Linked DNA regions of Mus musculus: region 1 is linked to region 2. The links are chromatin loops, found by intact Hi-C in ENCODE. Cell type or tissue: heart. All regions are shown on one strand. Each heading gives the region's core, and the rest is flanking DNA. Links, peaks and the distances in the headings are about the cores only. Region 1 overlaps Septin4 (septin 4). Region 2 overlaps Tex14 (testis expressed gene 14).

Region 1 (4,389 bases), core at 84-4,083, 59 kb before region 2:
CAAGTGGAAGACCACTTAGGTCTACCCATCTCCCCGAGCACCACCTTACCCCAGCTTCAGTCCCGTCCTCGGGGACAGAGTTCCCTTGCCATCCCAGTGAATGGTCCATGCCCCACACTTGAGACCCCTGTCAGCACGCTCTAGGTCTAACTTTATCTCCAGGCAAGGGTCCTCACACAGAAACAGGCTTCTCTTGATGCTCCTGCTGTCATCTGGCTTCCTGATTGGTTCCTTCCCCCTTTTTCTTTGACCCTACTTTGTCTCTGTGGAATGTTCTTCTCCACCCCCGCCCCTCCCCTCCTCTCCCCTGGGCTCCCACCCTCCAAGGACGGCTCAGCTGCATCAGGGTCAGTTAGAGCCTCTGCAGCTCCCTCCTCCTCTGATTGGCTGTCCCACGCCGCCTGCCTGCTTCCTACCCCGGTGGGCACAGCACCAACCTCCCAACAAAGTCTGCAGCACAGGCTTGATCCACTTAGCTTCTCTTGTTAACCCCTAAGGACACTGAAGCCAGCTTGAAGTCTGGGACATATATCCCTAAGGTGACTCTCGGCCCATAAGTACATAGCGAAGGCCAACCAAGGAACCTGTGTCCAAAGATTCCAATCCCTTCCATCTTGGTCTTTAACTTTTAAGCAACGCTAAAAGAGGGTGGGAATGCCCGATAATCCCCTGCATACAGGTTCCATGGGAATGGCCCCACAGTTCTTCCCAAGTATCCCATTGTTCTTCCCGAACCAGAAGAAGCTGCTGTCCCATTGTCCAGAAAACTGCTGCTAGATTTCCCTGCAGGGAACTCCAGCCACAAAGGAGTCTTTTGCTCCATGGATTCCGGGCATCAGCCATCCAAAGATACACGACCTCTGTACTCACAAAGACCTATGTCCCACTACCTTATCCTTCCCACAAAATCAGTAGAGCACTTGGTCTCCAAGGAGCATGGGTTCAAAGCAAAGGAGGCTGGCATTCCAGAGACCAATTAAGGGTCTTAGTGGAGGTATAGAGATGGCGCAACCACTAGAAGTCAGGAGGCCAGTGTTCCTGCTTGGGGCAGAAATACTCTTTACGAGCCTGAATAGCGTCTTAGTTTTGGGGCTTTAAGGTCTTTCTTTGTCTCTCCTTTCTCCCAGGACAGCTGAGGAGAGAGCGAACTCCCATGTAACAAACACCTCAAGCTGATTTGATGCTGAAGTTTGTCTCAAGTCACACACTGGTCATTAATAGTGCCCTGTCATTCTTTTCATGTGGAAATTCAAACTTGCTAGAGCTCTTCAGCTGGACGTCTCTGCACTTATTTCCAAAGGAACCAGGGTACTGACCTTCTCCACTGGCAAGACACAACACAGAGAAGTGTGGCCTGACATGAACCAGTCAGCCCAAGCATTTGGCTGGTTGTGAGTGCAGAGGTCTGAAACTGGACATTTGGGGAGTATGGGGTGTCTTTAGCTAGAAAAGAGCAGGGTGGCCTCAGCCAAGCTGAAAGCCCAAAGACCTCAGCTGAACTGAACTTTGTGTGTGGCAGAAAAAGCCCCCCTGGTTCCTGCTGGGTCTAGCACTGGGGATAATCAGTACTGCCCCGGGTGTCTATCTTAGAACAATCAGTCTGTCCATCTCCCATGTGGGCAGAAAGTTGGGGAACTGGGATGAGGACAAGCACAACTTGGCCTCTCCCAGGAACCCCCTTTTGAGTAGGTCATAGGGTCACTAACACTTCCTGGCCAAAACTTGGGCCTCTGCCTAGACACAGCTTGAGAGACGAAAGGCCGAAAGGGTGGCCTTTCTAGACCTGAAAGCTTCTGATTCCACAGGGCCCAGAGAGTTCCCTTTTGGCAGCTGCTCACAGCCAACATCCTGCCCTGTGGGCTGATCACCAATCCCCTCCTGCTGTAAACAGCTTGTGTCTCCCCATGCAGAAGGCAAGGTCTGGAAGAAGAGGGTGGTGTGTGGCTCGGAAGCCCTCACCCCCATACACTGTTTCTGGCAGGACAACAGCAGAGGAGCTGATATCCTCAGAGACAAGGGTGAAAACTTTTATCTGGGGTTACAGCTTTTCTTCTCACAGGCAGGTGGCAGAAACGAGTCCCCCGCCCTCCCGCCCCCCCTCCCCCCACCAACCCCCACACACTGCAGAAGGACCTAGTTGCAGGGACGGGGTAGATGCAGCAGGAAGAATGTTTCCCATGGTTCTGGACCGGGAGGCAAAGGGATAGAGCTGATCACGCCCCTGCACAATAGGATACTGGACTTGCCTCTTCCTCTCCGAGAAAGGTCCAGGGGATGTGGGTCATTCTGTCATCATCCCTTCTAGTGAGGCTGGCTGTGTTTACGGATTTCCTCTGTGTTTTCCAAAGGAAGTTGGTGCTGGTCTCTGTACCCCAGGTAGGTGAGGAAGGGCCATCCAGGTAACACAGCTTATTCGGGCACGGGGCGGGGACCCCCTACCATCCTTATCTCCATCACGAGAGGCTACCAGCAGGCACCTCCCACAAAACTGACCTAGTCCTTCCTCCAAGACCTTGGGCAGCACCCTGGGGGTCTCGGCCCGCTCAAAGCAGCTCTGCTCAGAAAGAATAACTTGAGAACGGCAACGCGGCGCGCCTAGCGCCAGCAGTGCATTTCGGAACCCGGAGCCGGGGACAGTACCTCCCGCCCTGCCCAGCCAGAGCTGCAGCGCCGAGTGTCCCCTCGGAGCAGCCCCGGAGTGGCAGGCCCTGCGTTTCTGGCTGTCCTCTCTCCTTACCATGGTTGCAGCCCGAGCCGGGCCAGCTCCTCCTGGACAGCGCCCCAGTCACCCGTGATGCGAGCTGCGCACCGACCTCTTTGCACCGCGGGGGCCCCCACTAGCCTTGCAAGAGTGCGGTCCGCTGGTGGCAGGGTGGGGCGGGGCTAGTCGGGCCTGGGGCGGGGCCTGTACCTCTGCAGCCACAACCGGTGCCTGCGTGAGCTTCTCCTGAAGCCCAGGGCTGCACCGGGCAACTGCTTTTTTTTTTTTTTTTTCTAAAATAGTCTCTCCAGGCAGTGTTGCACCGTAGGAACTCGAGTCAGTTCTCACAGAAAAATAAACCTGCCCACCTGGCATCCCTGGAAGAGAGACTGCTGGGAGGGTGAGTTGTGGCAAGAGTTGGAGTTACCTCCCGGAGATTCAACAAGGATTTAGGGGAGTGAGCTGACTGAACATCCAAGTTACTCATTGCTCATACCCACACTACACCTCCTATGAGGGAAATGTCAGACATTCCCCACCTCCACTCAAGCTGTGAAAAAGACACAGGTTAGCGGCAGGTTCCTTTTGTTCAAGACCCCAGATTAAAGATTAAAGAGGATTTGCTGCATAAATTATCCAGAGATCATCTGCTGGTTGGGTGGAATGAAGAGGCAGAATGGCTCTAAGAGGGAAGGGGTAGCCTTGCCTGGGGCAAAGCAGATTCGGGAGGCCCTCTGGAAAGGCCAGCAGAGCATAACCAGCAAGGCAGGCCATGCCTCCGACAGGCAAATGAAATGCAGTCAGAGCAGCTCTGGGAACATTAGAAGGTCGGAAGGGTCAGAGCAGCTGCTAGCTAAAGGTAGAGTCTTGGGAACCAGGAGTTGGGAAGGGATTTCCTGAGTTGAGTAGGGTCTGAACTGGTCAGGCTCCTGTGGAAGTTTCCAGAAACATGTCCCTCCCTGACCCCCAAAAGCCCTTCCCCAAGGGCAGGTTGGCTGACTGGCCTCTGCCTGAATATGCTTCAGGCAAAGCTAAACTCTACAGCTATCACCCTCGCAGTACAAGTGCTGGCCAGCAAGCTGAGAGAAACCTATCTAGTTGGGAGACCTTAGGCAACTCACTTCACCTCAAGGCCCCACTTTCCATCCCCTGAAATTAAGGGGACAAAAATAGATGGCTTCTAAGTTTCTAACTGTTCCTTCTGGCTTTCTAAACATGGATGCACTGTGGACAGAGGGTGTGCTGTATGCTTCTATAGGCCTTAGAGGCAGATGGGAACAAGGCACAGGTTTAGCCCTGAAGGGTCTCTGAGGCATGGGAGGGGGGGCTGCAAGCTCGGCTTCAGTGAAGGACCCTCTGAGGCTGTACATAGGCTCTAGACAAAGGTCTGTGGAAGACAGGAGCTACCAAGCTGCACCCAGAAAAAACAAAGACACAAAAGGGGAAGTCCAGTGCTGTTGGAAGTCTATGGTAGCAGCAGCCTGCGGTGGCTGTACCATCTGAGTATCAACCTTAGGCTACTCACAGCATCCTCCGGCCACCAGCACACACCTGAAAGATGCATCATCAGTAAGACACATCAGCAGTCTTTCTAATCATGTGGGTGGGAGCGGGACAAATCTGCATCAAAGAAAACAGACCCCAGGGCTGAGGTAGCTCGTCTATAAAGTGCTTGCAGTAAAAGCTGG
Region 2 (4,389 bases), core at 69-4,068:
CCATGCAGCTGAGGATAACCTGAACTTCTGAGCCTCCTGCCTCCATCTCCCAAGTGTTAAGAATATAAGTGTATATGCTACTCTGTATGGTTTTTCTTTTCTATGTGTGTGTGTGTGTGTGTGTGTGCGTGTGTGTGTGTGACTGCACATGTATATGAAGGTACACATGTGTGCATGTGAAGGTCAGAGACAGATGCTGTGCATTTTCCTCTATCCCTCCCCACATTATCTTTTGAGACAGTCTCTCAGTAGACCTTGAATTCACAGATTTGCATGAGTTGTGTGTCCAGTGTGCTCTAGGGATCTACCTGGGGTTTCCAGGGCTAGGGTTACAGATGTTGGCAGTCACGATTAAATTTTACTTCAATGCTGGGAATCTGAACTCAAGCTTCATGCTTCCAAAAGTAGGGTTTACACACACTGATTCATATTCTCTGTGTCTCTGTCTGCCTCTCTCACAAGGTAGAGAGAAGATGCCAATTGATTTTCTGAAAATCTAAGTGTCAACTTTAGATGTCTCTTTCTTTGACTTCAGTATCTGAAAAATTATCTGATGATTTGACTGTGAACCAATTATAATGACAGTAAATGCCACATGGACTCAATAGGTTTATTTCAAGTTCAAAATGCAATGCAAAGAAAAAAAGCAGGCTGGATATGATAGCATAACCTGCATTACCAACACGAAGGTTAGCCTGGCCTACACTGAAAGGGGCTGTCTAAAAAACAAAGAAACATTCACTAGGGAATAATGGCCCACGTTTGCCCTCAGGTAAGAAAGGTTTGATTCCTTACTAGGCTCGACCTGGGGCCAGGGTCAGCACTTGGAGATTATTTTACTTCCTTTGGACAAAGGGATCTTGTTTCAGTTATAGGGAAATTAATTTCTTCACCTTTGAACACAGGGTTCTCAGCAAAGGAGACAGGACCAAGCAAAGGGACTACGCTAGAAGTGCACACATTTTGAGAGCTGGCAAATTAGATCACCCAACCAGCTCCTCCAATGAACTTACCAGTGAAGCGCTGGAGGCCTGTCCATCTGCTGTGCTTGTTCTTGTCACAGTCACTGTTGTCCATTTTGCCAAACTTCGTATTTCCTTTGGGCTCATCATTTTCCCTCTGGTATTCTAAAATGTGCTGCCATTCTGTGCTCTCAGGACCTCTAATTGGGGGCCGTGGCAAAGGAGTGCTCTCATTTTCAACCTTACTCTCAAAAGGCGCACTACTCTGAGGATTCCAAGGAGGTAATAAGAGCTGTCCGGAAACTGCTTTCTCTGCCATTTCTTTTACTGCCACTGGGCACAAGAGAAAGTAGCATTTAAAACATCACTGCAAACACTAGAGACAAGAAATTTTAACCTTAAAAGATAGAATACTATTGCAGCCATCTCCTAACAATAACTGCTGGAGTACACTTTCATTGTCCTTATCTTGCCCGCTTGCCTTTAAGGGGAGGGGATGACAAAGAGCTACGACCGACTACAGGAAATTCCCCCAATTAATATCCCATGCTGCTGAATTCCAGTTGCAAGCAGTAGAGAACTTACAGGTGGATCCTCTGCTGACTCAATGAGGAAAATCCTAACTGAAATTCCCAGGTTATAGAACTCACCATTTGCCTGACCTTTCTAGACCACACTGAGCCCAAATCTTTGGGAGCGACTACACACCTAGGAAGCTGTTACAGAAGAGTATTACAGAGTATGTGAGAGAAACACTGCATATTCTCCATTTTAATAACGTTTATGGGTTAAATACACTGTGCACTGTTTTACTACATGCTATACAATATATATCTATACAGATGATAGAAACTTTTCCTACAATTTTAAAAATAGGAAAGCACTTTTCTTCTACAGTCTAATCAGAAGAGCTGTGCTTTCATTATCCAACAGTCTTGTAGAAGAAAAGGGTTCGTGTGTATGAAACAGTGTTATGATCCTAGTCAGTGAAGCCTGTGCTAGATTTAAAAGGCACGCCCTAGGTTCACACCCAGAACCATAAAACAAACAAAACTGATGATAATCAAGAATTAGAGTTTTCACTCATCAGCTGAGCCTGCATGCCTATACCCATAATACTCAGGGATCATGAGGCTAAGGCCAGCTGAGCAACATAGTGAGATCCTGTCTCAAAAAAAAAAAAACAATAAATAAATATTACCTTAAATAATAAACCCATGACTTCATACTTACATCTCCATTTCAAGTGTGCCTCTCCATTATCCTCATTATTTCTTGACTTAGTAGCATAGATTTCAGAAGACACAGACGCCATACTGATCCAAAGTTGTATCATTCAGGGTAGAAGTGACATAGATACAAATAACATCTATTTGTTCATGTTCCTAACAGAATTCAAAACCCATAGCCCTCCTTCCCTACTCCTAGTTGACGCACTGACTCAGACTTACCACCAGAGAGCACCACATCACCAGACTAAGGCCCTCCACCTGCCAGCCCTTTGAGGACTGGATGACTCAGGTCTTCATGAGTGTCCTGAGTCAGATAAGGGTGCACGAGTTAGCTGAGTAACTCTTCACTTGGATCCCTGATTCCCTACACCTTTCCTGGCTGAGAAATAAAAAGGGTGAGTAAAAATCTCTCTATAATGTTGTTGTTAATATCCAACTTCTAACAGTGTTCCTGGGAGATCTTCAGAAGTAGAAGAAACTGACAGTGTCTGTTCTTGGCTGTTGCCAAGTCTACCCTGCCCCCAATAAGACAAATCACACACATTAAAGGTTCTGCTTGGGCCTTTCTATCAAAATTCTCTGGCACCAAACTGACACCGGATGCAAGGATCTTAAGGCACAACAAGTACCCTGAAGAACAAAGTTTTTCTGGTTTCAGGATCCTGCTTGCTTAGTAGGACATCTGTCTTGTGTTAGTGAATGTCAGTCTCTCTGAACCAAGCTTCTTCACCTGCAAATCAGAGCAGTCTCTCTTCCTCTAAATACCCCATGATTTTACCCATTTTGTCATGTATTAAAGTAGTCCTTCAGGGATGGGCATGGGGTACATGCCTTTAATCTCAGTCTTCTGCAGGCAGAGTTGGCAGATCTTGGTGAGTTCCAGGCCAGGCAGGACTATAAAGTGAACCCCTGTTTCAAATACTAGCAACAATACTAGAAACAATAAATAATAATAATAACAACAACAACTCTTCAAAAGTTTGTGATCCGTGGCCCAGCTATGAAATCCTTGTTGCTCAGAATGCACTACCACCCAGCTGGACCAGAAATGAGAGATCAGATCTGACCAGATGCTTCCAAGAGCTTTTTGGCAACAACTATGAAAGATCTGTAAAATGTTCAAAGCCTGTAAAGAATTCTGCTCCTGGGAAACTATCCTGAATACTTAACCAAAAATATAGAAAAAAAAACTGGATCTTTTTTTAAAAATTTTTTTCTGTTGTTTTTTGAGACAGGGTTTTTCTGTGTAGCCCTGGCTATCTTGGAACTCACTCTGTAGTCCAGGCTGTCTTCAAACTCAGAATTTCACCTGCCTCTGTCTCCCAAGTGCTGGGATCAAAGGCAGGTACCATCATGCCTAGACTGAACTTTTTAAAGTCACAATGACCTTGCTTTCAACAGAATTAAAAAAAAAAAAAAAGAAAAAAAAACAACATAAAGCTCAACAATGAGAAAAATTTCAAAATTTCAGAATAGATTTACAGAAGTTTTAAAAAAAATAGCATAGCCTGTGAAGTGAAATTTATGTATTTATGCAGTTTTTTAAAGAAATCTATGTAGCCCCGGTCAGCCTCTACCTCCTAGTGCTGAGATTATAGGCATGAGTCATTATAACTTCCTTCTGCATGATTCGCCAGCACATTTATCTGTGCCCAGGGCCTGTGGAAGGTAGAAGAGGGCATTGGATCCTTTGGAACTGGTTACATATGGTTCTGAGCTGCCATATGGTTGCTGCTGGGAACTGAACTGCGTGAGAGCAGCCATTGAGCCATCTCTCCAGCCCTCTTTTTTGTTTTTTGTTTTTGTTTGTTTGTTTGTTTTGAGACAGAGCATCTCTGTAGCATGCCTGGCCTGGAACTCACTATATAGACGATGCTGACCTTAAACTGTATCTCCCTCCAAAATGCTAGGATCATATGCATATGCCACATTTTTATTTCTTTGGGAGGGAGTGTGGTGGCACACACACTGAAATGCAAAAGAGCAAGAGATAGCTCAGTGGTTAAGAATACTTGCAGAGCACCTAGGTTCAGTTCTCAGAAACAACATAGTGGCTAAAAGACCATCTTTAACTAGAGTTCTAGGGATCCCATGGGTATGCACATATATGGTATACAGACACACATCCATGCAGGCAAAACATCCATACTCATAAAAATGAATATTTAAAAAAATATAATAAATGTAGTCCAGCA

The links. Hi-C counts contacts between places; a loop is a spot of excess contacts. Peaks named below come from ENCODE experiments on the same cell type or tissue, not always from the same donor. Only the 100,000 strongest peaks of a DNase experiment are listed, where the experiment ranks them.
Region 1: it touches region 2 in a loop (2.0-fold over the local background); 4 of 42 quality-filtered maps call a loop at or near these places.

Annotation. Positions count from the first base shown.
Region 1 is chr11:87,576,886-87,581,274 of GRCm38, reverse strand. All of the region lies in intron 3 of Septin4 (septin 4), which reads right to left. Among named protein-coding and RNA genes, the nearest start is that of Septin4, 12 kb to the right of the region's middle. In heart, for the core only: a CTCF peak has its summit at 2,021; DNase peaks (open chromatin) are centred at 544, 1,824, 2,224 and 2,814; H3K4me3 peaks cover 1,960 bases; H3K27ac peaks cover 3,071 bases; H3K27me3 peaks cover 26 bases.
Region 2 is chr11:87,517,544-87,521,932 of GRCm38, reverse strand. It overlaps Tex14 (testis expressed gene 14), which reads right to left. Exons shown (of 31, transcript NM_031386.2): 16 at 2,196-2,278; 17 at 1,014-1,295. Among named protein-coding and RNA genes, the nearest start is that of Gm34000, 47 kb to the left of the region's middle. In heart, for the core only: a CTCF peak has its summit at 2,415 (motif pointing right); no DNase peak of the experiment used is centred there.